Regions from separate parts of the Homo sapiens genome. Here region 1 is linked to region 2. A link is a loop called in an ENCODE intact Hi-C map of the cell type or tissue named here. Cell type or tissue: heart right ventricle. All regions are shown on one strand. Each heading gives the region's core, and the rest is flanking DNA. Links, peaks and the distances in the headings are about the cores only. Region 1 overlaps PBRM1 (polybromo 1). Region 2 overlaps PBRM1 (polybromo 1).

Region 1 (15,323 bases), core at 3,651-11,650, 51 kb after region 2:
GAACTTTTATTTTGGGGACTGTTCCAAATGGCACCCAACCAGTATTTTAGATGCTAGCCTTGTCCTGACTGAGCAGAGCACTGCCCCTGACTTGGCCTCTGATCCTGGTGTTGTATTTTCCCCTGCAAATTTCTCCAAAATATTTTGCTACTAAAAATTGCATGATTTTTTTCTTTCATTGAGCCCTGTAAGCACACATGTTGAGCTAGGGAATTATTGTACAATGATGTTAAATATAATTTTAATTAAAATTCGTCTGAAAAGGGCCTCTTAAAATCAGTGATCTTGTGTTACAGCTCTTGGTAAGCCATATATTTAAACTTCAGGCTGAGTCTTTGCTAAAGTGCTTGGTTTCCTAGGTCAGTCCTGGCCTATACTGTGTCTGTATTCATAGCTACTTCTAAGGTATTTGGGTCTTTTTTATAAAGCTCAACTGCCTTTATTTTCCTTTTATTCTAATTAAATCACTTTGGGCAGTGAGCTGTCATTCAAGAATTTGGTGGTTCTTAGCCATTTAGAGACAAATACTTGAGATTTTTTGTTTTTTGTTGTTGGGTTTTTGTTTTTGTGGGTTTTTTTTAAATATCAGACATGGACTTAGTAAAGAAATTAGTAGTAAGCATTAGATTAGGCAGTACTGTTGCCCTTTGAGCTATATTTTTTCCATCTGGAATTTTATATATTGGTTCATTTTGCCAGTTTAGAGCTCCTCTCTACAATGGTCAACCACTACTCTTCTTAGGTGGGTACAGTTCTATTATTTTCTGGCAAACATTAATTATTTAGGCTGCCCCTTTTATTAAAATTTTTGAAGTCTCCAAAGAAACTTCTTTAAAAAAAAAAAGGTCATTTATTATAATTATTTGATTACTATGAAATTATCTGACAGGCTTCCCCAAGGATCTTCTGCAAAGAATCCTAATCCTGCAAGATGTTTAGCCAAAAAACATTTTGTGGCAAAACCAGTTTGAGAAGCATTCCAAACTCTCTCTCTTGGAAACTTATGGTGCATATTCCCGTATGTGTGTTGTCAGGCCCAAGGGCCTCCTCTGTCCTTATCAAGGGGAGTGCTAACCTTTTCTCCTTTCATACAGCATGCATATTCCCATATTAAAGGCTTTAAGACCACCAGTAAATAAGCTGTTTTATATTATCTGGCATTTTCTGAAATTTGACCAGGTATTTATGTAGTACCTATGAATACCCTAAAGAACTAACATTTTGCAGAATATTCTTTGGAAAACCCTAGTCAGTTCCATAAGAACCTAGAACTTTGTGGAGCTTTGATATTTCTGACCTTATTGAAAGTTAAGACCTACTACACCACTGAGCTGGAGGAGTGTTGAAAATCAAGCTCACATGAATATTGCTGAGCGAGCAGCACAGCAGCAGCAGCAAGGCAAATGGAGCCAGTGCTGGATGGCTGGTTATTTAGAGTGTGAGCAGGAGAGAGATACCTGAAGACACTGTGAAGGTAAAAACACTGGAGTAGGAATGAAGAGAGGGAGAGGTGATGGCGTCTGGAACATCCTTCCAAATTCAAAGGGGAGTCTGAAAGTGAGTGAGAACCTAGTGAGGGGGGAGTTATATGACTCAGCAGCATCTACCTGAGACATAAAATCTGAACTTTTGATGTTTTCTCTCATTGAATTCAAAGCCCAAAGTTTAGAGTTTGGGTAGCCAGTCCAATATTCAATCCACAGGCCTTATTTTTTTTTTTCCATTTCATTTTTTTGCTTTCCCACTTTACTGTGTCACTTGTATAATGAAAATACTAGAATTTGAAGTGGAACCCTAGGTCGATTTTTTTTTTTTTTTTTACTGCTAGCTCAAGTAAATAGTTTGTTCAAATGGCCTTCGTTTCTCATACTCATTGTACAAAGGGTCTGTAAACTAGGACAGTCTTAGTGATGATAAGGCTATGCAGGCAACTCTGTCACAGCCAAGAGGCCTTTGATTGCTTGACTTTCATATTCTTAAAGGAGGACTGGAGCTGTAGCTTCTTGATTCTCTGTAAAGCCATATGACCTCGAGCTATTTTCCCCCTCCTGAAATCAGTGGTGTTGAGTTCCATGTTAAAGGGTTTATGTGTGGCAGTTGGAGTGTGATATCAGGAGTTAGGGCCATAGGGTTGCTGGTTCTCTCTATCCTTGGACAAGTGACTGCCTGTCTCCCAGCCTCCATTTGCCTATGTGATGAGTGGGGGGATCTTCTATTTATGAATGGTGAGACAAGAAACCCTGTATGGTGGGAGCTTTGGAAATACAGCATTTCAGGAGTTCTTCAGTAGGGGTTCAGTCTGCTAGCTCACAAAAAGACTGGAAACATGATCATTGGAGCTCCCGGCTCTGGAGATGCAGAGTAGCTCAGGGCCGGGGAGTGGGGAGGTAGCAGGATGTATTCTACGGCCCAGAACTGCCACAGCAAATGCTCTTTTTGCATTTTGAATGAAGTAAGAGGGATTCTGGAATTTTCATTGATTTAGGGTGGTTTATGGTCAGTATTGAACTGCTCAGCTTCAGGAAACCTGGTTCTTTCAGTACATTGTCCATTGCTACATACGTGTTTATTTAATTCTCTGCTTCTGATGATTGTAGCCTGAAGTATAATGCATTTTTTTCCTTTGGGGTTTATTAAACATGACTTCTTTGCTTCATTAGAATGTAGAAATTAGTTGTTTCCCTAAAACCTTCTGAAGGAGGCAGTCAGCTACTTTTCCCTTACAGAGTTAATTTTCTTCAGCTGCTAAACTCCATGACACTCGTGATGAGTCCTCAAATCTTAGTAAAATTGGGTACAAAGAATCAGGAAATATATATAGTAAGTAACAATTGTACCAAAAATTATAATGGGCCATGGAATTGCTTCATATTGAAATTATAAATAATCTGTAATGCTATTAATACTAGAATAATGGTAGCGCTTCTCATCTTCAGGGTGCCTCGTGAGATTAACCATGGTGGTTATGCTGGTGACGTGTTTACATAAAACCTGTGCTTTCTGAATGTGTGTTGCAGTCTTAACATTCTTGAAATCTTTGCAGACCAGTTCTCAAGATGGGATAGGAAAGCTGGACTCTAGGTTACCAAGTGAAATCGGCCCGACTCCTCCTGTGTTGAGACTAGTCATCTACTGTTCCTTCCATTGAGACAGAACTGTTGCCTGTGTTTTTACTAGTCCTGTTGAATGCAATGGATGGTATTTTGAATTCCTGGGTTAAAAACAGAATTGAAAATCTGAAATGCCTTTACAGAGCGGGCAGCTAAAGTTGCTGAGCAGCAGGAGAGAGAGCGAGCAGCACAGCAACAGCAGCCGAGTGCTTCTCCCCGAGCAGGCACCCCTGTGGGGGCTCTCATGGGGGTGGTGCCACCACCAACACCAATGGGGATGCTCAATCAGCAGTTGACACCTGTTGCAGGTAAAAACAGGAGCTAAGACCATTTTTTTCCACTTTAAGAAATTCCTTCATTTTTTTTTTCTCCAATAAGGAGTAGGCCACAGTCTATTGCCTTTTCTCATGACAGATTCAAAGTTTGAAGTCATCCATGTTGTCCTATATTGCCTTTCCCATATGGGCAATGCCTCCCTTCTGCCCCAGAAATGGGCCCTGGGCCCAACCCTGGTAATTGGTAGGGAGCAGCTCTTCCCTGGCTGTGGGCATGGTCTGGTGATGTTCTCCACCCCAGCCTGCTCTTGATAGAGCACTATAGCAGAAAATATGAAAGTAGACCCTGAATTCTGTTCTAGAGGGACTCCCAAGAGAAAACACAAAACTAGTCTTTAGGTGGTGTTGATTTTCCCATCTCATTCCAGTATTCAGTTTGCCTTGTTCTGCTGCAGCCATCCTTAAAAGACTGACCGTTTAAAAGGATTTTTTGACAATGAATTGTAAATCCTTTCTTGGTCACCAATGTGCATGACTGCTAAATAGAATACAAAGTCCTTATTCAATTCATTGTGCCCACTCTGTAATGCTTTTCTATTTAATTACATTAAACTGCATTTTCTGTTAGTATCCCAGTCACATATTTAAGAAAAAAAAAAAGAAAAAGAAAATGATGAATGTGGTTTGTCTGTGTGTGTTGTCTCTGGTTCTGGTAGCCATAGCAAATTTGACTGTTCTTGAATTGAATATCTTTGTCTGACATGTCTCCAATGAGAAGTCTGCAGACCACTTCTCGGGCCCCTTCTTTGAGATCTCTCCAGTCCTGGTGAGGTCTGTACAAGCCACCTGTGTTTCTTCTTAAGCAAGCAGTCTGACCTCTTTCACAGGGAGTCCAAAATAGTGTTGTTCAAGGCAGGCTTGTTGGGATGCTGTTTTTGCTGTTTCGTTTTTGCTTTTTAAGGAAGAGTAGCATAGGATAACTTTTCCATTGTCGCTCCTAACTTTTGTGATGGCAAGTTCTCAAATGCACTGTCGCTGAACTCAGCAGTTGCACTCGCCAAAGCACATCTGAATCATGGCTTTCAGTGCTTTCAGTGTAACTGATGTTGATCTAACAAATCTCATAATCGCCTGCTCTATTCCATGGCCCATTTTGGTTAATGGGGTTCCAGAGGTTTTTAGAAATCAGGCCTTGAACATGGGGACTTTGAAAGTTAGAATTCCCTCGTTGACATTGTGTTTTGTTCTATTTGATGTGTGACGTTGTGGCACTGTGCCCTTGACTTCAAAACCCAGGGGCACATTAACAAAATGAATACAAACAGCTAAAAACAATTAAAAAAAAAAAAAAAACAGCAGCTGCAGCATTTTAGCTCCCTGTTGGGGAAGAACATTATAGAACTCTATGGATGAGGAAGGTGGTCCCTCTAGAAAGCCCCTGCTCCATTATTTAGGGTGTGCTGGCTAGACTTCTGGGCCCTGGGAGTGAAAAGCAAGCATTCTCTGCAGTAACCACTCTTTGGTCCTCATGGGGAACCCTGCAGCTAAGAGGGTGATTTTTCATGGTTTTACAGGTTTCTTAGGGCCTGAGTCTTACTTATTAGCCTTGTTGCTGTCTTGAGACCAGCTTTGCTTACAAGCATTGAAGCTCATTTGAACACATGTGACTGGGATAATAAATGCCAAAGTACAGTTTAATGAAGACAAGTGTCATGTCTTTCAGTTCTTAATAATTTCCTCAACCACAGCCCATGAAGGCTGCGTTCAGATGGGCTTTTGTAATTGAAAGCAAAGCCTCTTAACATCCTTAAATTTCCCGCCTACTTAACCCTAAATGCTATAACTGGTGGTGTGGTTAAAAGATTGGTAGCATTGGATCTCTTCATGTTTAATTAAGATGATGGTGTCTGTTCAAAAGTAGTTTTTACTTTCTGAACTCTTCATTTAAAAAAAAATGAAAACTCATAATCTTATGTATAGAGAGATTATTATTCAAATTTTTGTCATTCGGTTTATGTAATTGTAAGTTAGTCAGCTTAGGTATGACTAGTGAAGCAGGGTGAATCGACCTCAGAATTTTTAGTAATTTCATAGCCTTAAAAGACTAAACTTTTATAAATAAATATGTTTGAAATCTTCAGGGAAAGTCCAAGAGTAAAATTCTCAGAATCTGAAGTTTTCCACTATTTGACAGAGTCCCTCTGCAAAGAGTATTTTATAAAAATGAGGTTTGGCACCAGTCCCTCAACCCTCCCTTTGCAAGAAGCTGTGACCAAAGGTGACTGCATTTTGGGGGGAGCTTTGTGTTCTTATTCATCATGATCATTACAAATCCCAGAAAAGTCAAGTTGTTTTTCTTGTTTTAAAAAAATGCCATGTGGTTTTAAAGGTCTTTTGATAGGTGAGTCCTTGACATTTTGAATTTTTTTTCTTACATTTATTCCTTCTGCCAAAAATACTTGTTTGCTGAAACTCTTCTCTAGCCAGTAGAAAATATTTTGTCATGTGTAGGTACACTTTGAAAATAAAGGAATAAAAGCCTCTGTTCACAGAAATTGTGTACCTCAAATTAAAATGCTCCCTGTTAAGGTTTATATGAGGACATTTGAGCTTGGAGACTGATGGCATTTGGCATTTTCTCATATCAGCAGAGCCCAATTCTCCAGCCATTCCTCCGTAAAGTCTGTGTGTAGGCTCCTGAGTGACCTGGACTTGGTTGGCTTGGTTGGGAGTGTTTAGGTTTTATCTTTATCACATTTTTAGATCTAAAGAAGGAAATATCATTCACTGTGATGGTTCTTAGAAGCTGTTCCCCAACTCAAGCCCAAGCACAATCCATTCTTACCAGCAGTGGTAAGGCTAGAAAGGAGGAGTAGATGTAGAAGTCTTGAACAATTCCTGCCCCAAAGCTGGAGAACCATGCTTTGTGATCAGGACTATGCGCTCATTTCCCTCCCTTCCTATTTCCCCTCATGTGTACCCATGATAGGCATATGAGTGTGGGCAGAGTGGAATGATGGGGTTTATACTATTCAGTTAGAATTGCAGTCAGCAGAACTGGTCACTCTGTTTGAACAGCTTGCAATAATTATTTCCTTGGGAAGGCTGTTACTAGAACTCTTTACTATTATTTAACTGAAAACATGCAGCATATTTACCCCAGGGAAAATAACTACAAATAATAGTGTACTAAGTACTAATTCATCCCAAAATGTTGGGTCTCATATTTGTAACTTTTTATTTTGTTCATTATTGCAGCAAAATAATTGCACTAATTGCTGTTATATCATGCAGTACTAAGGGTGCTTTATTCATTGGTAGTGCATGTGGGGGTTGGTTGTTATTACTTAGCTCATGTTGCATGTTAATGATGCATGTCTGAAATTTGTTGTGTCCTTCAAGGCATGATGGGTGGCTATCCGCCAGGCCTTCCACCTTTGCAGGGCCCAGTTGATGGCCTTGTTAGCATGGGCAGCATGCAGCCACTTCACCCTGGGGGGCCTCCACCCCACCATCTTCCGCCAGGTGTGCCTGGCCTCCCGGGCATCCCACCACCGGGTAAGAACTTCATCCTCATTCACTCATTAATCTCATCTTCATATTCTCTTTTTCCGCTTTCAACCAGTTGTTCCAGGAGGCACCCGTGGCCCATTGTGGCCAGGCCTTCCCTCCCTGAGAATCCAAAGGTTGTCAGCAGCAGGGCATGTCTTGTGCATTCAGCAGGTGGCCCAGCACTTGTGCCCTTGTGCACCTGGCTGCTGGCAGCAGCACAGCACACATGGCAGAGGCCAGACTCAGCAAACCAAGGGACAAGAGGCATACTCTATCGATAATCACTCAACTAATTTGACATGTCCTTGAAAAGCCAGACAGCCTAGAAGGCTGTGTCCTCTTATCAGTGAATGAAGTTTCCCAAATTGCTAGTTCAGAGTAACATGTAAAAGCATTTTTTGCCCCTGAGTTGCATTTCTCCCTCTGGTGCAATTCTTATCTCACAGGGTATAGAGTATCTGTTCCATCTCCTACTTCTCCTCAAGCAGCCTTTCTAAGGGGATTGCAGAGCTGCTAAGGTAGAACTCTTCAGAAATCTTTCACTCAGTCTGTCTTAGAACAAAAAGCAGGGAGGGAATGCATTTTCACTGAATTAGTGTTCTGTATGTGAGTTCCCTAAGAAGCATGACATGCCAGGTGTAATGGCTCATGCCTGTAATCCCAGCACTTTCAGAGAATGAGGAAGGTGGATCACTTGAGCCCAGGAGTTCAAGACCAGCCTGGGCAACCTGGTGAGACCCCATCTCTATAAAAATTAGCCAGGTGTTAGGCCGGGCACGATGGCTCATGCCTGTAATCCCAGCACTTTGGGAGGCCGAGGTGGGCGGATCACTTGAGGTCAGGAGTTCGAGACCAGCCTGGCCAATATGGTGAAACACCGTCTTTACTAAAAATACAAAAATTAGCTGGGCGTGGTGGCGGGCACCTGTAGTCCCAGCTACTCGAGAGGCTGAGGCAGAAGAATCACTTGAACCTGGGAGGCAGAGGTTGCAGTGAGCCGAGATTGCACCACTACACTCCAGCCTGGGCGACAGCAAGACTCCGTGTCAAAAAAAAAAAAAAAAAAGGAAAAATTAGCCAGGTGTGGTGGCATGTGCCTGTAGTCCCAGCTACTCAGGAGGCTGAGGTGGGAGAATTACCTGAGCCTGGGGAGACTGAGGCTGCAGTGAGTGGTGATCGCACCACTGCACTCCAGCCTGAGCGACAGAATGAGATCCTGTCTCAAAAAAAAAAAAAAAAAAGCCTGACATTAAAGAACAGCCTAGCCTACCCTCCTAGCTGTAGATACTGGTTTGTCTGTCAACAGAAGCTTAGAAGTTCTTTTATATAGAAATATATAAATGGATTCCAGAAATAGCGACATTCATTTTCACTTTAAAATGTGAATTAGCAAGTTGAAAGATTATTTTAAAGAAAACCTAAATGAAAGGAAAATCACATGTTCCCATATTAATTGCCATCATATGCAAAAGAACTCTTAGCTGTAATCTGGATGGAGGGAATGTGACCTTTGGAAGACTCGGAAAGCATTTGGTCCATTACCTACAACATCAGCTAAGGGCCCAACCCAAATGGTAAAATGTGGTTGGAAACTTGTTAAATTTGCTTGTACCAGTGTTGGACCTACCAGTGATAGGGTTTTGCAGGGTACCAAATGATGCTTTGGAGGGTGCACCCAGCAGTGTGCAGAGTGAGCAAACTTGGTGGCCTGGCCTGGAGCCTCCAGCCACACTCTTTGTGAGAGTTGCTTAGAATATGGCCATAATTCCACAGAAGCATTTGCTCCAGGTATTGCCAGAGGAGGAAGTGTTTGTAGGGTTAGGTGCTTCATATGAAAACAGTGGACTGTGTGAATTGCTGTTGCAGCAGGAGTCAGTCATAAGGTAAATGTTCCCATGTGGCAGGTAGACTTGGCCTTAATTTTTTGCCCTCTCACCTTGATACAGGGTATCACTGAGCCAATAAGACCAGGCTGGAGTTTACACCTTCTAGGTGCACTTAGTGGGATCCATGTCTAATGCCAGTACCCTCTAGGTTGCAGATGTCTTTTGGTGGGTGTTGGGACATAGCTGTCTTCCTTTCCACCTTCCTGAAATCCTAAATTCAACTGGAGGGAAGCCCAACACACCTGCTTAGAATTGAGGAGACAGGGCCGGACACAGTGACTCAATCCTGTAATCCCAGCACTTTGTGAGGCTGAGGTGGGAGGATTGCTTTGAGCTCAGCAGTTCAAGACCAGTGGGCAACATGGTGAAACCCCATATCTATTTTATTTAATTAAAAAAGAAGCCAGGAGTCAGGGAAGACCCCCTCTTAGTGCCTACAAATGCACATGTCTGAGCAGGCTTAGAGGAGTAGGGGATTCATTGAGCTCTTTTGGTGACTCAGCTCAGATTCTCACCGGCTGCCCAAGTATGGCATTTGTCAATAGAGGAAGCAGAAGAGTTTGCTGATTTGTGCTGCCCTGCAAAGCAATGATTTACACAGTTTAGGGAGCCACACCGTGTTCTGGAATCTAAGGTGGGTGAGTGTCCCAGGGCACAGGGAGGTGATGGGCACAGAGGTTAATAATATATTGCTGGGGCACCAGCTTACCCACCACAACCTCTTCATTCATTCACGAATAATCATCAGGATCCTACTTTGGTGATCCGGGTGGACTTCTGGGTACTTGGAATATAAAACTCCCTGCTTTTTAAACAGAAGCTTTTTTACTTGTTATTTTCTAACAAATAAGAGGCTCTCTTATGCTTCCTGGAAGTGGCATTTAACAATTCTGAACCTTAGTGCTCGCTTCAGCAGCACATACACTAAAATTGGAACAATATGGAGTTGAGCATGGCACAAGGATGACATGCAAATTCATGAAACAGTTCTGAACTTTAGAATGAGGAGCTGCTTCTGCCTGGACAAAATATTACGATTTTTAATCCGAAGGGACTATACACTATGAAGTTATACCTCCTCTCGATTCTTCTACACAGCCAGCAGGATTTGTTTAAGTTTTCAAGAACAGTTCACCACAGTTTTAGGTTTATTTGATTTTAATGAACTGGGTCCCTTGCCTATTTCTGTATTTTATCAGAATAGCAAATATGCACCCTGAAATCAAAAGAGCCTCTGACACTAAATTTAGGACATCTCATTATTATCAGCTGTGCCTGTGAGACAACAATTGCTCGTGAGCATTCACTGAGGGAAGCTTACAAAATTATTATCAGGGACATAGTACAAATCTAGTAGGGCCATGAAGTCTCTCTGTTCCTTTGTCATTTTGCATATAAAGCAATAGCAACAAGGTTACTTCACTTCAGATGATTCCTTTTCAGAGTGCTACTCTATCAGATGGAAGTGTTCTCTCCCTGCCAGCACTAGTGACTCCAGTTAGAACCAGCTGCTGATGGTCTGGGAGGGGATAGCAAGGCTGTGCCTTCAGCCTTCACAAAGCTCATTTAACTATGCACTTCCACAGCCTCTTCCCTTGTGTCCCTGCTGTCCTAGCACATTGCTTACTGCTGAGCCTGATTCCAGTGCCATTCCTGCTTAAATTAAATACAGGCTTCAGTTGCAGGAGAATGTGTTGTCAGAAGAAAAACACCTTGAATGTAGAGGTATATTCTGACAATAGCTTACCTAGAGAAATACTAGAATTTTATGCAAGGTTCAAATCATTTCTAAGCCATAATTGATGTACATCTGACAGATTGTTCTAGTATTATACTTTAAGTACCTAGAAACAAAACAACTTTCTATTCAAATCCTATTGGGGTGCTTAAGATTCCTAGCCACAAAGATTCAAGGGCAGAGGTACATAGGTTTGAATTATGAATGGCATCATTTCTTATCAGACAGTAGTTTTTCAGTCATTTCAACCCAGAGCCTCTAACTGTGCCATTGCATTCTGAATTATAGGTGTGATGAACCAAGGAGTGGCCCCTATGGTAGGGACTCCAGCACCAGGTGGAAGTCCATATGGACAACAGGTGAGCCTCCCAGTTTGATTTTCTAGGACTTGACAGAATTCGAGTTATCCTTCTCAGAACATGTGCAGAGTCTCTTTTTGCCTCACCATGTGGTCCTGTGCTCTTTCAGGTGGGAGTTTTGGGGCCTCCAGGGCAGCAGGCACCACCTCCATATCCCGGCCCACATCCAGCTGGACCCCCTGTCATACAGCAGCCAACAACACCCATGTTTGTAGCTCCCCCACCAAAGACCCAGCGGCTTCTTCACTCAGAGGCCTACCTGAAATACATTGAAGGACTCAGTGCGGAGTCCAACAGCATTAGCAAGTGGGATCAGACACTGGCAGGTAAGATTCCTTCTAAATAAGCCTTTGTGAAATACATGCTTCCTCAAAGCTGTCTTACTGCTGTTAGCATAGTATATCATACAATAAACACCCCTTTTTCTTATACAATTAAAATAAATTATATATTTCATAAATGGTTTGGAGTTTCTTTGCATGTTTACGTAACACACTGAAAATGGTTTGTTTTGTTTTGTTTTGTTTTTGAGACAGGGTCTCACTCTGTTGCCTAGGCTGGAGTGCAGTGGCGCGATCTTGGCTCACTGCAGTCTCCGCCTTCCAGGTTCAACTGATTCTTCTGCCTCAGCCTCCCCAGTAGCTGGGATTACAGGCACATGCCACCACACCTGGCTAATGTTTATATTTTTAGTAGAGATGGGGTTTCACCATATCAGCCAGGCTGGTCTCAAACTCTTGACCTCAAGTGATCCACCTGCCTCGGCCTCTCAAAGTGCTGGGATTACAGGCGTGAGCCACTGTGCCTGGCCTGAAAATGGTTTTTGGGTTGTTTTTTTTTTTTTGAGACAGTCTCACTCTGTCGCCCAGGCTGGAGTGCAGTGGTACAATCTCGACTTACTGCAACCTCCGACCCCCAGGTTCAAGCGATTCTTGTGTCTTAGCCTCCTGAGCAGCTGGAATTACAGGTGCTCAGCACCACGCCCAGCTAATTTTTTTATCTTTAGTAGAGATGGGGTTTCGCCGTTTTGGCCAGGCTGGTCTCGAACTCCTGACCTCAGGTGATCTATTCACCTCAGCCTCCCAAAGAGCTGGGATTATAGGCATGAGTCACAGCGCCCTGCCTAAAAGTGTTGTTGTGGTTTTTTTTGCCAAATTTCAAAGCCTAGTTTTCTCATAAACATCACTGCCATCTTTTTAAGTACATTGTTTTTTGTTTGTTGTTTTGTTTTGTTTTGTTTTGTTTTTCAGGCATTTGGACATTAGTATAGATGCATTGGGTAAATTAAAAATTATTGGCCAGGCACGGTGGCTCCCACTTTGGGAGGCTGAAGTGGACAGATCGATTGAGTTCAGGAGTTTGAGACCAGCCTGGACAACATGGCAAAACCCCGTCTCTACAAAAAAATTAAAAATTAGCCAGATGAGGGCCAGGAGCGGTGGCTCACGCCTGTAATCCCAGCACTTTGGGAGGCTGAAGCGGGCAGATCACTTGAGGTCAGGAGATCAAGACCATCCTGGCCAACATGGTGAAATCCCATCTCTACTAAAAATACAAAAATTAGCTGGGCGTGGTGTCTGGTGTCTGTAATCCCAGCTACTTGGGAGGCTGAGGCACGAGAATCATTTGAACCCGGAGGTGGAGGTTGCAGTGAGCCAAGATCGCACCACTGCACTCCAGCCTGGGTGACAGAATAAGACTCTGTCTAAAAAAAAAAAAAAAACTATTTTACCTCAGTTTAACAAAAGGAAAAAAATATTAGAAACCGATTAGGCTATTCATTTAGTTCAACATACTTATGTATTTTCAGTATGTACTAAAGTACTTGTGTAGTTTCTGGAGAGAAGTTTGGAAGTTTCTACTTGTTCTTGATTTCTAAACCAACTTTGGTCATCTCATTTCATTTCTTTAGAGTAGAAGGTATATTTTCCCTTTCTTCACATGTTTACCTTTTTAGGAATTTTTGTTAACATTGAAGTAATTATTAAATATCAGGGATGCCTACAAAAAAATAATGATCAGGCCGGGTGCAGTGGCTCACACCTGTAATCCCAGCACTTTGGGAGGCCAAGGTAGGCAGATCACCTGAGGTCAGGAGTTCAAGACCAGCCTGGCCAACATGGTGAAACCTGTCTCTACTAAAAATAGAAAAATCAGCCAGGCTTGGTGGCAGATTCCTGTAATCCCAGCTACTCTGGAGCCTGAGGCAGGAGAATCGCTTGAACCCAGGAGGTAGAGGTTGCAGTGAGCTGAGATCGCGCCACTGCACTCCAGCGAGGGCGACAGAGCGAGACTCGATGTCAAAAAAAAAAAAAAATTTATGATCAAATCTTTTAGTGCCTAGTAAAATGATATAAGAAATGTGCCTGGAAATATTCTGCAGTTAAAATTCATAATATTTAATAAATATTCAATGTTTTGTGTTTTAATAAGTTCGTCAGACCTTAGAACTGAGGGAAATTTTGCCAACTTAAAATTCTAATTTCTGTCTCTCTGTACTTTAATTTTCAGCTCGAAGACGCGACGTCCATTTGTCGAAAGAACAGGAGAGCCGCCTACCCTCTCACTGGCTGAAAAGCAAAGGGGCCCACACCACCATGGCAGATGCCCTCTGGCGCCTTCGAGATTTGATGCTCCGGGACACCCTCAACATTCGCCAAGCATACAACCTAGAAAATGTTTAATCACATCATTACGTTTCTTTTATATAGAAGCATAAAGAGTTGTGGATCAGTAGCCATTTTAGTTACTGGGGGTGGGGGGAAGGAACAAAGGAGGATAATTTTTATTGCATTTTACTGTACATCACAAGGCCATTTTTATATACGGACACTTTTAATAAGCTATTTCAATTTGTTTGTTATATTAAGTTGACTTTATCAAATACACAAAGATTTTTTTGCATATGTTTCCTTCGTTTAAAACCAGTTTCATAATTGGTTGTATATGTAGACTTGGAGTTTTATCTTTTTACTTGTTGCCATGGAACTGAAACCATTAGAGGTTTTTGTCTTGGCTTGGGGTTTTTGTTTTCTTGGTTTTGGGTTTTTTTATATATATATATAAAAGAACAAAATGAAAAAAAACACACACACACAAGAGTTTACAGATTAGTTTAAATTGATAATGAAATGTGAAGTTTGTCCTAGTTTACATCTTAGAGAGGGGAGTATACTTGTGTTTGTTTCATGTGCCTGAATATCTTAAGCCACTTTCTGCAAAAGCTGTTTCTTACAGATGAAGTGCTTTCTTTGAAAGGTGGTTATTTAGGTTTTAGATGTTTAATAGACACAGCACATTTGCTCTATTAACTCAGAGGCTCACTACAGAAATATGTAATCAGTGCTGTGCATCTGTCTGCAGCTAATGTACCTCCTGGACACCAGGAGGGGAAAAAGCACTTTTTCAATTGTGCTGAGTTAGACATCTGTGAGTTAGACTATGGTGTCAGTGATTTTTGCAGAACACGTGCACAACCCTGAGGTATGTTTAATCTAGGCAGGTACGTTTAAGGATATTTTGATCTATTTATAATGAATTCACAATTTATGCCTATAAATTTCAGATGATTTAAAATTTTAAACCTGTTACATTGAAAAACATTGAAGTTCGTCTTGAAGAAAGCATTAAGGTATGCATGGAGGTGATTTATTTTTAAACATAACACCTAACCTAACATGGGTAAGAGAGTATGGAACTAGATATGAGCTGTATAAGAAGCATAATTGTGAACAAGTAGATTGATTGCCTTCATATACAAGTATGTTTTAGTATTCCTTATTTCCTTATTATCAGATGTATTTTTTCTTTTAAGTTTCAATGTTGTTATAATTCTCAACCAGAAATTTAATACTTTCTAAAATATTTTTTAAATTTAGCTTGTGCTTTTGAATTACAGGAGAAGGGAATCATAATTTAATAAAACGCTTACTAGAAAGACCATTACAGATCCCAAACACTTGGGTTTGGTGACCCTGTCTTTCTTATATGACCCTACAATAAACATTTGAAGGCAGCATAGGATGGCAGACAGTAGGAACATTGTTTCACTTGGCGGCATGTTTTTGAAACCTGCTTTATAGTAACTGGGTGATTGCCATTGTGGTAGAGCTTCCACTGCTGTTTATAATCTGAGAGAGTTAATCTCAGAGGATGCTTTTTTCCTTTTAATCTGCTATGAATCAGTACCCAGATGTTTAATTACTGTACTTATTAAATCATGAGGGCAAAAGAGTGTAGAATGGAAAAAAGTCTCTTGTATCTAGATACTTTAAATATGGGAGGCCCTTTAACTTAATTGCCTTTAGTCAACCACTGGATTTGAATTTGCATCAAGTATTTTAAATAATATTGAATTTAAAAAAATGTATTGCAGTAGTGTGTCAGTACCTTATTGTTAAAGT
Region 2 (15,323 bases), core at 3,818-11,817:
TAGTTGATTTCCTCAAATCAGACTCTCATTAAGTTCTATATAATAAATTTGATTATTATACTCTTTTTTTTTTTTTTTTTGAGACGGATTCTCACTCTGTTGCCCAGGCTGGAGTGCAGTGGCACGATCTCGGCTCACTACAGACTCCGTCTCCTGGGTTCCCCCAATTCTTCTGCCTCAGCCTGCAGGGTAGCTGTAACTACAGGGACACGCCACCATGCCTAGCTAATTTTTTTGTATTTTTAATAGAGACAGGGCTTCACCATGTTGGCCAGACTGGTCTCGATCTCCTGACCTCAAGTGATCCGTCCGCCTCCGCCTCCCAAAGTGCTAGGATTACAGGCATGAGCCACCGCACCCAGCAGATTGTTATACTCTTAAACCCATGATCTAGAGCAGTCTCCTTCCTTTTCTTTCCACATGCCAGTAACTCATTGAAGAAATCAGGTCACTTTCCTGTACAGTGTCCCAAGTTCTAGGTTAGACAGGCTTGCTTCCTTGTGATATCTGTAACTTTTTTCTTTATTTCCCTTATTTCTTATAAATAGAAGTTAACTTTGAAGGTGCGATTAGATTAAGTTTCACCTTGGTGGTGATACTTTATAAGGGGTTTGCTGCCCTTATGTTGTATCATGTCTTGAGGCAGTGTCTGGTTAAAGTAGAATCCAGATAAAGTCCACATACTGCAACTGATTGATACCTCTTTTTTTTTTTTTTTTTTTTTTTTGAGACGGAATCTCGCTCTGTTGCCTAGGCTGGAGTCAGTGGCACGATCTCGGCTCACTGCAACCTCCGCCTCCTGGGTTCAAGTGATTGTCCTGCCTCAGCCTCCCAAGTAGCTGGGACTACAGGTGTGCACCACCACGCCCGGCTGATTTTTGTGTATTTTTAGTAGAGGCAGGGTTTCACCATATTGGCCAGGCTGGTCTTGAACTCCTAACCTCGTGATCTGCCCGCCTCGGCCTCCCAAAGTGCTGGGATTAAAGGTGTGAGCCACCATGCCCAGCCCGATACTTCTTTTAATCTGTAAACTCCCCTCCAGCTCTCTCTTTTTCCACCCCTTACCATTTATCTGTTGAAGAAATTAGATTTGTGCTGTAGTTTCCCATAGTCTGGGTTTTGCTGATTGCATCCATATGTTGTGGGGTTTTTTGTGTGTTTTGTGTTTTGTTTTGTTTTGTGGAGACAGGGTCTTACTCTGTCACCCAGGCTGGAGTGTAGTGGCACATTTTTGGCTCATTGCCACCTCCACCTCCCTTCTGAAGCAGTCCTTCCACTTTAGCCTCTCGGGTAGCTGGGACTACAGGTACACGCCACCACGTCCAGCTCATTTTTTTGTATTTTTAGTAGAGACAGGGTTTTGCTATGTTGCCAGGCTGGTCTTGAACTCCTGGGCTCAAGTGATCTGCCCACCTTGGCCTCCCATAGTACTAGTATTGCAGGCATGAGCCACAGCTCCTGGCCCACTATGTTGTACTTTCATGTGTTCCTCTGTCCTTTGTATTTCCTATAAATTGGTAGTTGGAGCCAGAGGCTTGATCAGATTGAGGTCTGATCCCCTGTTCTCTCCCTTAGGCAGAAAAACCGACTTCATAGGTAATATATGGTCTTCCATCAGGTACATGTGAAATCTATTTATGGCTTTCTGTTAACAGGTGTTGTTGCATACTTCATTAATTATTAATTCATGAAAGGGATGTAAAATTGTGATAGTTTTTAATTTTATTCCTTATTAGCTATAGAGAAACTTTGCCTTATCTAATATTTGATTAGCCAGTGGTACAGTGTTTTTTTTGTGTGTGTCTTGCTTTTTGAAAGGATAAAGGCTTGATTTTTGTTTTATTTTGTTTTCACCTTTACCAGTTTTCAAAATATGTATTGGTTTACTAACATCCTTCAATATTTACCCATTTTGTTGTTTGTTTGTACGTATTATTAAGAACTACCAGACTTAAACATATGGCTGAGTTGTAATTGAAGTTATTGTCCTTATTGATACTCAGGCTGGTTCAGGCTCGTTCCTGTATTCTTTTTGTTTTGTTTTTTTGAGACAGAGTCTCGCTCTGTCGCCCAGGCTAGAGTGTAATGGCTTGATCTCAGCTCACTGCAACCTCTACCTCCTGGGTTCAAGCAATTATCCTGCCTCAGCCTCCCGAGTAACTGGGATTACAGGCGCCACCACCACACTCGGCTAATTTTTTGTATTTTTAATGGACACAGGGTTTCGCCATGTTGGCCAGGTTGATCTTGAACTCCTGACCTCAGGTGATCCACCCACCTTGGCCTCCCAAAGTGTTGGGATTACAGGCATGAGCCACCACGCCCAGCCGGTTCCTATATTCTATTGACATGAAGTCATGGTAAGAAGTCATTGATAGATTCTTTACTGTCTAGTGTTTGAAGATATACCAGACTGGGAATCAGCCATTTACCAAGGAGCCCTACCTTTTTCATGTTTCTGCTGAAAGGTGAGGGCTCCTCAACATTACTATTTGGAATTAGTATTTTAAAACTCTAATGTGGGCTATACTGCTACTGAGGTAGTCATTGTTTGTACGATTTTCAGTGGACAGAGCTAGGAAATTTGTGTGTTTGTTTGTATGTTTATATTTAAAGATAAATTACATCATAAGTTCATAGTGATACTTTCAATTGAGATTAAAGGCCTCAAGGTAATTATTAATGTCCTACGTTTTAACATCCGTTATCTCTTTTTATCCCATGATGAAAATCTCAGTTCTCCAGGATACCAGAGGTGATAGAATGTCACATAGCTACTCATTTGCTTTATTCCTTCTTATTCACAGCTTTCTCAACCTTACAGTAGTCTCCCATCAAAAATATAATTACTGAAAACAGTTAAAAAAAATTTTTAGTACTTTTTTGTCTGCAGGTTATATTTCACTATAGACATGCTAATTGCTAGATTTTACAAATTACTTGGAATCGTCCCTTGTGGTTATGCTACCATCTGTATACAAATTTAGGTTCATTTATTTTATTCATTTAACATTAAATATCTCTCTTTAGGTAGGAAGAGTGGCATTTCTCCTAAAAAATCAAAATACATGACTCCAATGCAGCAGAAACTAAATGAGGTCTATGAAGCTGTAAAGAACTATACTGATAAGAGGGGTCGCCGCCTCAGTGCCATATTTCTGAGGCTTCCCTCTAGATCTGAGTTGCCTGACTACTATCTGACTATTAAAAAGCCCATGGACATGGAAAAAATTCGAAGTCACATGATGGCCAACAAGTACCAAGATATTGACTCTATGGTTGAGGACTTTGTCATGATGTTTAATAATGCCTGTACATACAATGAGCCGGAGTCTTTGATCTACAAAGATGCTCTTGTTCTACACAAAGTCCTGCTTGAAACACGCAGAGACCTGGAGGGAGATGAGGACTCTCATGTCCCAAATGTGACTTTGCTGATTCAAGAGCTTATCCACAATCTTTTTGTGTCAGTCATGAGTCATCAGGATGATGAGGGAAGATGCTACAGCGATTCTTTAGCAGAAATTCCTGCTGTGGATCCCAACTTTCCTAACAAACCACCCCTTACATTTGACATAATTAGGAAGAATGTTGAAAATAATCGCTACCGTCGGCTTGATTTATTTCAAGAGCATATGTTTGAAGTATTGGAACGAGCAAGAAGGATGAATCGGTATGTTTTCAAAGCCATTTTTATTTTGAGGATATGTGCTATTTAATACAAAACAGATGAAAGAATATTGCTTTGATGTACTATTTCCACTTACATACATGATTTGTAGTTGGTAGCATGCTATTCTGAATTCTAATCAGCCAGAACTTCTTAAGAGTGAGTATATTCTGTGGGGGAGAGAAGGCACACCACTAAGTCATCTAGTTTAAGGCCAGTGAGGAGGAAGACAAAATTGAAAATCTCTTGAAAAGCATAAACTTAAAATACAGCCTTTCATAGAATGTGTTTTTTAAAAAGATAAATGTTTCTAATTGGAAATAGTAACAGCGTTTTTCTTTTAAGGTTTGGCTTCAGTGCACGAATGCTTTAAATAAAATAGCTCTAAGGTGTTGTCCTGAGGTTAGACTGATAGAAATTTGATCACCATTTTAAGTACCTCAGAGGGTTTCTTTTTTTTTTTTAATCTCAGGTTTCTCACCTTAAGAGCTTGCTGAAGACATTAAATGTTCTAAAAGAAGCAATCAAATTTAGATTTACTTTAAACTTAAATTTCCTTCTAATTTTTATCTGTGATATATCGTTGCTACATGTCAATAGCAGACTTGACTATTAAATTCAGCAATTACAGTGTATTTTATATGTGCACTTAGAGACAGTTGGAAAAATATAAAAAAAAAAAAGATACAAACCTTACCTTCCTGGAGCTTACAGCCTATCATGTTTAGAACTAGACCTTCAGGCAGTGTAATGCCAGCTGGGGAATCTATGAAATCAGAATTTGCTCTGAACCTTTAAAGAAAAGCAAGTAGTAATGTTTGCTTTCAGTGTCTTTGCAAATAAAAGAAAAAAAACATAGTAACATTTGCTGCTTGTGTTAAGCACCAGCTCTTCGTAAAGCACCATGCTAAGCACTTTATGAAGGCAATCTCTAACCCTTATGATAGCCATTCTAGATAAGTGATAATCTTTTCAGTTTGCATGTGAAAGAATTAGAGGCATAGGCAGAGAAAAGTTACCCATAGTCTTACAACTAGTAAATGATGTGACTTGTCTTGCTCTCCACTGCAGAGGGCTACTCCTGAGCCAGTTACCAGGACAAGTCATGGAGCACGGCCATAGATGATAAGCCTTGAGCTCTGTGCTCTAAAAGCTTGAAGTCTGATGGATGGGCCAGGACTTACGCTTAAGGGAAAAATAATTCCACACATGAGACAACATGCCACAACCTTATATTTAGTAAAGATGGTGATGTAAGGAACTCTGTGGGCCACAGTTCTCCTTAAAAGGCATGGGATGATAGGTAGGGTTCAAATGAATAGGCCAGAGGATATTTCAAATAAGATGAATGTTATGAGCAAAGAAATGGAGTTAGGAAATGAATATGATATGTTTAAGAGACAGGGATAGAGTTGGGGCCAGTTTGGTGAGGCCCATGTGTGACACTTTTAAGAAATGGTCCTTAATAATATGGTTCTTCAGCAATTGAGTAGAAATAAAGAGAAGGATGGAGGGACATCTTGCAGTCAAAAACTCTTGGAGTTACTCATTTATTCAACACATATTTATTGAGAGGCTACTTAATGAGCATATTCTAGATGCATGTAATACACCAGTGGGCAAAACAAACTCTGCTTTCATGTAGCTTAGACTTCTTTCTGTTCTTGTTCTTGGCTTAAGTAGTCCTTAAGTCTAATACCCCTCCCTTCCTCTCCTCCCTGCTTAGCCCCATTACATCTTGGTGTTAGTTCTGTGAGTCTTTCAATGAGTATTTGTCTTCTAGATTATTAGGAACTTCGTTTATGTCTTATAGATGAAATGTTTATTTTAAGAATTAAGATTTGTATCTCTAGGAAATTAGCTCTTTTCATTCTCCCATTGTTGACATGGTTGTTTTTTGCTTTTGAGGCCTGGAAGATAGAGTCCAAGGTGTATTTTTATGAGATAGTGATGCACACAGTTTTACCCTCATGCCCAGAGCTTTGTTGAAAAACAAAAGGGATCCCTGGTAATTTAGTAGTTAGGAAAAATTTTTTAAAGAAAAACATACGGGGAGCCATTCTTAACTTTGTGAACAAAGATAGTATTGTGATTGCTTATAGTACTTATTAAGAATAAGTACTTAATAAGAATTGATGGAGATGCATCAATTTAGTGAATGATAAACTATGCCTTTATCTACTATATTATCAGTAACAAAGCTAGGCATCCCAGAAATATTAGTTCATAAATTCAATGAAGTCTACATACCGTAGATTTCCATGTTGATCTCTAAGAGTCTTCATGCTTCATCACCATTTACCCCTACCCCTACCCACCACTGCTACCCAACATCACCTAGGACTTCACAGGCTAAAATAGAAGGAATCTGAACAGTGAGACGTAACAAGAGAAAAATTCACTCAGGTGACAATAGTTTGTCCATCAACAGTATTTAGTAACAGCACAGTGCTGACTCATGCCAGTTGGCTGCTGGCTTTCCTAAACTGCTGGCAGTATTCCCAGACTAAACACTCTGATCCCCTTGCAGGTAAAAGAGACCTGTGGGAAGATGAACAAGGGAAGCATTAAGAGCCTCCTGTATTCTTAATTATTTCCTTTTGCTGAATGTCTGCCTTATATAAAAAGATTACCAATTGAGGGGAATTTAGAGTTCTTTTTCCAGCTTGCGTTTATGTTCCTGCACATTCAATGAATACCTGACCTCGTAGACTAATAAATTCTTTATAATGCTTTGAATAAACAAAAGCATATACTAGGTGTTTAGTGACTCTTGTACAGAATGTTCATTTCTAAACCATGCGATATGATGGAATTATGATCTGCCCTTTTAGTATACCATGAAAGGTATTTACAAAAATTTTACAAAAATTTTTTACTTTTAATTTACAGAAATTTTCACTTTTTATACTTAAAATTGTACACTATTATAAAATGAACTTTAATTTCAAGTGAACAGAATTCAAATATCTTCATTCAGAAAACAAACATAAAATTATGTTTTAGGGGCCAGGTACAGTGGCTCACACCTGTAATCCCAGCACTTTTGGAGCCCAAGGTGGGAGGATGGCTTGCACTCAGGAGCTTGAGACCAGTCTGGACAATATAGCAAGACCTTCCTTAGCTCTACTTAAAATAAAATTTAAAAAATCAGCCAAGCTTGGTGACATATGCCTATAGTCCCAGCTACTCGAGAGGTTGAGGTGGGAGGATTGCTTGAGCCAGGAGATTGAGACTGTAGTGAGCCATGATCGTGCCACTGTACTCCAGCCTGGGCAGCAGAGTGAGACTGTGTCTCAAGAAGAAAAAAAAAGTGTTTCAGGGGTGTCTTCCCTTGGTAAGTTTTATTTTTATTGCTTTCCTACAAGTATTAGCATTTCTATGACCCCAAAAGATATTTAAAACCTTTCCAAGGCCGGACACAGTGGCTCACACCTGTAATCCCAGCACTTTGGGAGGCCACGGCGGGCGGATCACCTGAGGTCAGGAGTTCGAGACCAGCCTGGCCAACATGGTGAAGCCTCGTTTCTACTAAAAGTACAAAAATTAGCCAGGCATGGTGGTAGGTGCCTATAATCCCAGCTACTTGAGAGGCTGAGGCAGGAGAATCGCTTGAACCTGGGAGGCAGAGGTTGCAATGAGCTGAGACCGCACCACTGTACTCCAGCCTGGGCAACAAGAACGAAACTCCATCTCAAAAAAAAAAAAAAAAGAGACTTTCCGGAAACACCCATTTAGATTATTGATCGTGTCTTTTAATTGTTTGTCAGTTCACCTTTGCTGATGGGAGCAGCATTCTGGGGACCTCTCTGAAGTTTGATGCTCTAGTGGCATGTATCAGTAGGTGGCCTACTTGGCCACACTCCTCTGACCAGAATGTCTCTGTAACTGCTAAGACCTTTGTGGTTAGTTTTGTGAATAAGTTTTTAGACTCTGGTATTCTTAGTTAATAGAATTTGATTTATGCCAGCCAGGTGTGGTGGCTCACATCTGTAATTTAAGCACTTTGGAAGGCTGAAGAGGGAGGATCACTCGAGGCCAGGAGTTCGAGACCAGCCTGGGCAACACAGGGAGCACCCTGTTGCTACAAAAAATTTTAAAATTAGCCAGCCTGAGCCCAAGAAGTTGAGGCTATGGTGAGCTGTGATCACGCCACTGCACTCCAGTCTGGGTGACAGGGCAAGACCCAGCCTCAAAATAAAATGAAATAAAAACAATTGTATGTAAACCTTCCTCAGACCACAGTGGTACTAGAAACAGTAATAAAATTTCCTCCAGTCAAAATTCTAAAGTCTGAAGTTTATTTTGCCCACTCCCCACATTTTATTTATTTATTTATTTATTTATTTATTTATTTTGGGACAGAGTCTCACTCACTCTGTTGCCCAGACTAGAGTGCAGCGGCGCGATCTTGGCTCACTGCAACCTCCACCTCCCGGGTTCAAGTGATTGTCCTGCCTCAGCCTCCTGAGTAGCTGAGATTACATGTGTGCACCATCAGTTTTTGTATTTTCAGCAGAGACTGGGTTTCACCATTTTGGCCCACCTTGGCCTCCCAAAGTGCTGGGATTGTAGGTGTGAGCCACCACAACTGGCCTGTTTATTGATTTTTTTTTTTTTAACAGACAGGGTCTTGCTCTGTTGCCCAGAGTGGGAATGCAGCGGTGCCATCATAACTTACTGCACCCTTGAACTCCTGGGCTCAAGTGACCCTCCCGCCTCAGCTTCCCGGATAGCTAGGACTGCAAGTGTGTACCCCAATGCCAGGCTACTTTTTTGTTGAGACAGCGTCTTGCTGTGTTGCTTAGGCTGGTCTCAAACTCCTGGCCTTAAGCAGTCCTCCCGCCTCGGCCTCCCAAAGCATTGGGATTATAGGCATGAGCCACCATGCCTGGCCGCTTTATTTCATAAATGAGGAAGGAGACTCAGAAAAGTTCTGGGTATGACATACATAATCTTTTTTCCATCTTTCACTATGTTGCCTTTGCTGGTTCCCCAGAATTACACAGTTATTTCTGGGAAACTAAAATGAACATTAACTCTGAGGCCTGTAACCATTATAGAATACTTTCATGGCTTTGCTTTAGGTTCCGATATTCACAGGGTCTCACTAGCCTAGGCAACCATGATGTAGGACCAAAAGGAAGAAAATAGAGCCTATTATGTAACACATCGGTCTGCTATTAAGAGAAAGTAAAAATTCAAAGAATAGATACGAGTAAGTGTTGAACATATTGTGGAGCCTTGGTACAATTCTTGGTTCTGGCAGCCACCTTCCCCTGCCAGAATCGATTGATGCGTGTGCCATATATCTCCAAGAGAAAATACATGAGGCCTTTCGTTTTTCATGAGCTGTACAAGAAGTGAGCCTTGAAGTAAAGGAAAATGGTGGGCATGGGGCTTACCATGGTAAAATGACACTTTGGATTTTGTTCTAACAAACTTCGGAAAGATACTCTTCATAGACCTGTACAGAAATACCACTATATCAATTAAAGAAGCATTTAATAGAATTTAACATATAATTGAGGTGTTTAAAAGAAACAGCTTGTATGTCAATGGATACTCTTGATGCTGTTATAGGACAGATTCAGAAATATATGAAGATGCAGTAGAACTTCAGCAGTTTTTTATTAAAATTCGTGATGAACTCTGCAAAAATGGAGAGATTCTTCTTTCACCGGCACTCAGCTATACCACAAAACATTTGCATAATGATGTGGAGAAAGAGAGAAAGGAAAAATTGCCAAAAGAAATAGAGGAAGATAAACTAAAACGAGAAGAAGAAAAAAGAGGTTGGTTTCTTTTCATTTTATTGAATATGAAAAAATGCACTGTCTTCTAGGTGTTCTCATAATTAGCTGTGGAAAAGAGTCCTGTTTGTATGAATGAAAACTCAGGGTATTGACTATATTAGAGTAGACGCAATGAGATGGAAATATTTTTATAGTTATCAATTTGGTCATCAGACCTGGGAAAGATTAAAAGTTACCTGTGACACAGCTGTTATCCTAGCATTCCAGGAAAAGAGTCAGTTAATTCACAAGTGTGGGGGCTTAATGCCTCTTTATATTATTGGTAGATCAAAACCTAAGCAGGCCAGCTAGAACTAGAAAGCATTCTCAACAGTGAGTCCATGAAGTTTTTGCCACATCATGCAGTAGCATTGCTTTCCTCATAGATACTTTGGACCAGACAAGTAGATGATATTTTGGTTGAATCACATACCTGGAGAAAAGTTTTATTTTAATTGTATCAAACTATAAAATGTTACTTTGGGTCACTTGCCAGAATTTAGAAATATTTTGATAACAGGACCTTATGATTACAAATTGGATCATTTCTGTTAAAGTTCAAGTTCACATAGATTCCTAGAATGTGTGACTCTAAGTTATGTTAATCTTTGGCATCAAATCTCCTCCGTAGATTTTTTTCCCTTAGGCAAGAAAACAAAATAGATTGATTTGAAGCAAATTCTTATAAGCGATGGCAAACCCCAAAAAGAAGGGAAAGAGACTTGGTTGGTGAGAATAGTAATTTTGCCAGCATAGAACTAACTGCAAAACCAACAGCTTTGTCACCAAAGGAGATATATGATATACTCATTCAGGAAGATAGTGAATATATATGTGTGGGGTTTAGGGGAGAGGGGAATCTATGACTTTGCCAGCTAAAAGTGGTTGATGCAGAAATGCATGGAGTAAAGCTGCAACTTTGATGGCCCAAGGTGACGATCCAAGTTAAAGAATATTCTGAAAATTAGACATCTATAAAAGGACTGAGATAAGCTCTCCACACATTCCCAGCCAGCTGGAAAACCTACACATGCTGTGGGGGAAGATGCAAAAGAACCTGGTGAAGAGCAGAATCCAAAGGATACTTGAAAATTGGCTGCAACTTTGAGTGCATCCCCCAACCTATACACAGATCTGTCAGCACATGGTACATCCTTACGGGCTTGAGGTAGTTAAGTACAAACTTCACCTAAGTCATTGGCTATAGAAAGAGAGGAGCAACCCCTAGTGTCAGGTTTCCTTGCAGACCTATAGTGGGAGCTCCAGAGGAGAGAAGAGAAAGGGAGAGAAAAAAGATTTGAAGACATAATGCTGAAAACCTCTCAAATTGATGAAAAACAGCTCCAAGAATTTCAAGTAAGATAATCACAAAGAGAGCCCCATTTAGATACATCATCATCAAACCGATGAAAATCTTAAAAGCAGCAACTGATTGATCACGTACATGTAATTATCTGCACATTCCATCCAGGGGCCTGGGGATTGTCCAGCCCAATTGACAATTAGTGATACCTGAGCACTTTTCCCAGCATGTGGGGTCAGGGCCACTCAATCTGTCACTACCACGACAACTGGCACCCATCTTCATGTGTTACCTGTCGGTCCGGGTACTAGCTCACCTATCATAGCCATTGCCAGCACTGGTGCAGAACACTTGGGTCCCAGAGAGTTGGCCCAGCACTGCTACTGCTTTCACCCTTGCCACATCCACTGCCCAAGGGCTCGGGAACCCACCCACCTGCTCGATCCACTGCTGCCATTCCTGGCACTCCAGCAAGCCAGCTGGAGTCCCAGGAATTGGCCTGCCTGGACCTGCTAACACCAGTGCCAGTATACACCACTCTGGGGCCCAAAGCATGGCCCCCTTGACAGCCCAGTCCCCAGCAGTACTTTATGCACCTCAAGCCAGGCACCCCCACCTCCTCCCCACCCCCCACATTACTTAGGAACTGGGCTCCACAGGAGCCGGTGAGTGGCAGGCAAGCAAACATTACCCCCTGAGCTCCGCTTCCTGTTAGATCAGTGGTGGCATTAGATTCTCATAGGAGCATGAACCCTATTGTGGACTGTGTATGTGAGGGATCTAGGTTGTGCACTGCTTATGAAACTCTTAATGCCTGATGATCTGAGATGGAACAGTTTCATCCTGAAACCATCCCACCCAACCCTCATCTCTTACCCACACAAACCCCATCCCTGTCTGTGGAAAAATTATCTTCCACGAAACTGGTCCCTGGTGCCAAAAACGTTGGGGGCTGCCGCCCTAAGCCACTGAGGAAGTCATGGATACCACTGATACTGTTTACAGTAGAAGGAATCATACAGAGATTACACTACTGTACAAACCCAGATTCAAAACCAAAGTATCCTGCCCAACGAACACCACAGATACATCTTCAGGGAGAAGTCCTCTTCTACGAAAGTAAATTCAGAACACTGGAAGAAGTGACTGTTGTACTAGACACACATATAATATCAATGTAAGTAAGGACACAGGAATCAAGAAAAAGCAAGGAAATAATTACACCTCCAAAAGAACCCAGTAATTCTCTAGCAATAGATTTCAGTCGATAAGTAATTTAGCGGCTGGGCACGGTGGCTCATGACTGTAATCCCAGCACTTTGGGAGACCAAGGCCAGCAGATCATGAGGTCAGGAGTTCAAGACCAGCCTGGCCAACATGGTGAAACCCTGTCTCTACTAAAAATACAAAAATTAGCCAGGCGTGGTGGCGCGTGCCTGTAATCCCAACTACTCGGAAGGCTGAGGCAGAAGAATACCTTTAACCCAGGAGGTGAAGGTTGTAGTGAGCTAAGATCGCGCCATTGCACTCCAGCCTGGGACAGAGCAAGACTCCGTCTCAAAAACAAAGTAATTTATCAGATTCCAGGAAAATAATTCAAAGTTTGATACAAGATAATTCTTAGAAACATTACAAAGAAATCAGAAAAACAATTCAGGATATGAATGAGAACTTTATCAAATAGACATCATGAAAAAGAACTAAAAAATTCTGGAACTGAAGAATTTATTGAATGAAATACAAAAGATATTTGAAAACTTTAAGAACAGACTATATCAAGCAGAAAAAATAATTTCAGGAATTGATGACAGGTCTTTTGAAATAGTAATAACTCAGTCAAAGAAAAATAAAAAAGAATGAGCAAAGCTTGGTAACATAAGGGACACCATAAAGTGACCAGATTCTCAAATTTTCAGTATTCCTGAAGGTGAAGAGGAAATTTTAAAAGGTTGAAAAACCTATTTAGTGAAATAATGGATGAAAACTTTCCAAGTGTATCAAGAAATTTAGACATCCAGTTACAGAGGAGTCAAAGATCCCCAAATAGATAAAAAGAGAGAACTTAAAATGTTCCCAACACATAGAAAGGATGGTTACCCCAAATACCCTGACTTGATCATTACACATTCTATAAATGCAACGAAGTGTCACATGTGCCCCATAAATATTTATATTATATATCAATGAAAAACAAAAATTGTGATTGTAATTAATATCACTGAAATGCACACTTTACATTGGTTTAAAAGGCAGATTTTGTTATAGATTTTTTATCACAATTTTAAAATGTATTTAAAAATAATACATCCATGAAATGTTAATGTTTTTATAAAAAATATTTTCATATGCAAGTGAGATTGACAGTAAAAAAAAATTTTTTTTTTTTTTGAGATGGAGTCTCACTCTGTTGCCCAGGCTGGAGTGCAGTGGCGTGATCTCAGTTCACTGCAAGCTCCACCTCCCGGGTTCACACCATTCTCTTGCCTCAGCCTCCCAAGTAGTTGGGATTACAGGCGCGCCCATCACCACGCTTGGTTAATTTTTTTCTTTTTTTTTTTTTTTGTATTTTTAGTAGAGACGGGGTGTCACTGTGTTAGCCAGGATGGTCTCGATCTCCTGACCTCATGATCCGCCCGCCTCGGCTGTCCAAAGTGCTGGGATTACAGGCATGAGCCACCACGCCTGGCCAACAGTAAAAATTTTTTTAAAATTTGATTTGCATTTCCCTGAAGTTTATAGTTATGTTGAGCATTTTATCATATGCCTATTGACCATCTATATGTTTATAGTTAGATAGGAAGGATAAGTTACTAGTGTTCAATAGTACTATAGACTGACTATAATTAACAATTCATTTTATATTTTCAAATAGCTGGAAGAATGGATTTTGAGTCTTCTCAACATAAAGAAGTGATAAATCCTTGAGAGTATTAATATGCTAATTACCCTGATTTGATTGTTATACGTTGTATCCATGTTATCGAAATATCACACTGTACTCCATAAATATGTGCAATTTTTTTTGTGTGTGATGGGCTCTCATTCTGTCACCCAGGCTAGAGTGCAGTGGCACGATCATGGCTCACTACACCCTCAACCTCCTGAGCTCAAGCGAGTCTCTTGCCTCAGTCTCCTGAGTAGTTGAGACTAGAGGCATGTGCCACACCTGCCTAATTTTTTTTTTTTTTTTTTTTTTTTTGAGATATCTGGCACTGTTGCTGAGGCTGGAGTGCAGTGGTGTGATCTCAGCTCACTGCAGCCTCTGCCTCCCAGGTTCCAGCGATTCTCCTGCCTCAGCCTCCTGAGTAGCTGGGATTACAGGCGTGCGCCACCACACCCAGCTGATTTTTGTATTTTTAGTAGAGACGGGGCTTCACCATGTTGGCCAGGCTGGTCTCTTAACTCCTGACATCAGGTCATCTGCCTGCTTCCGCCTCCCAAAGTGCTAGGATTACAGGCGTGAGCCACTGCACCTGGCCTAATTTTTTAAATTACTTGTAGAGATGAGATCTTGCTGTGTTGCCCAGGCTGGTTTCAAACTCCTGGGCTCAAGGGATCCCCCCTCCTGAGATTCCCAAAGTGCTGGGATTGCAGACACCAGCCACATGATTATCATATGTCAATGAAAAATAACAAAAGCCCAAAAAGTGGTATATTCATCCAATGGGATATTATTCCACCATAAAAAGGAATGACATCCTTATTCATGCTATGTAAATGAACATTGAAAACCTTATGATAAGTGAAGTAAGCCAAACTGAAAAGGACAGATATTGTATGATTATACTTTTTTGAAGTATATAGAATTGGCAAATTCATAGGGACAGAAAGTGGAATAGAGGTTGCTAGGGGCCAGGTTGCAGAGTGGAGAAATGGATAATTATTGTTTAATGATTAAAGTTTCTGTTTGGGATAATGAAAAAGTTTTGGAAATAGTTTGTGGTTATGGTTGCACAACACTAAGTTATTGCCACTGAATGGTACACTTAAAAGTGGTCAGAATGATAACTGTTTTGTATTATATGTTTTACTACAATTATTAAAAAACTAATAATGTAATATACCAAAAACCATTGAACTTTAAATAGGTGAATTATGTGGTGTGTGAATCATATATGAAGTTGTTTTCCATTCAGAGAAATATTAGAATACAAAGTTGAAGAAGTCTCCCAGAAGTAGAACAACAACAGAAATAAAGGAAGAAAAAGATAATTGGCAGGGTGCAGTGGCTCACGCCTGTAATCCCAGCACTTTGGAAGGCTAAAGTGGGTAGATCACCTGAGGTCAGGAGTTCGAGACCAGCCTGACCAACATGGTGAAACCCTGTCTCGACTAAAAATACAAAAATTAGCCGGGTGTGGTGGTACATGCCTATAGTCCCAGCTACTCGGGAGGCTGAGGCAAGAGAATTGCTTGAACCTGGGAGGCAGAGGTTGCAGTGAGCCGAGATTGTGCTACTGCACTCCAGCCTGGGCGACACAGTGAGACTCTCCCGAGTAGCTGGAACTACAGGCATGTGCCACCACACGAGGCTAAGATGGGAGGATCGCTGGAT

Evidence for each region. A loop is a pair of places that touch in the nucleus more often than their neighbours do. Peaks named below come from ENCODE experiments on the same cell type or tissue, not always from the same donor. Only the 100,000 strongest peaks of a DNase experiment are listed, where the experiment ranks them.
Region 1: a loop joins it to region 2, with 1.8 times the contacts of the local background. A loop is called at or near these places in 3 of 110 quality-filtered maps.

Annotation. Positions count from the first base shown.
Region 1 is chr3:52,546,344-52,561,666 of GRCh38, reverse strand. PBRM1 (polybromo 1) reads left to right here. Exons shown (of 32, transcript NM_001405607.1): 28 at 3,254-3,418; 29 at 6,788-6,943; 30 at 10,850-10,920; 31 at 11,030-11,246; 32 at 13,432-15,323. The coding sequence ends at 13,604. It also overlaps the pseudogene RNU6-856P and the pseudogene RNU6ATAC16P. Among named protein-coding and RNA genes, the nearest start is that of UQCC5, 17 kb to the right of the region's middle. In heart right ventricle, for the core only: no CTCF peak of the experiment used is centred there; no DNase peak of the experiment used is centred there; H3K27ac peaks cover 1,501 bases.
Region 2 is chr3:52,597,663-52,612,985 of GRCh38, reverse strand. It overlaps PBRM1 (polybromo 1), which reads left to right. Exons shown (of 32, transcript NM_001405607.1): 18 at 3,031-3,673; 19 at 9,254-9,465. Among named protein-coding and RNA genes, the nearest start is that of UQCC5, 69 kb to the right of the region's middle. In heart right ventricle, for the core only: no CTCF peak of the experiment used is centred there; no DNase peak of the experiment used is centred there; H3K27ac peaks cover 2,314 bases.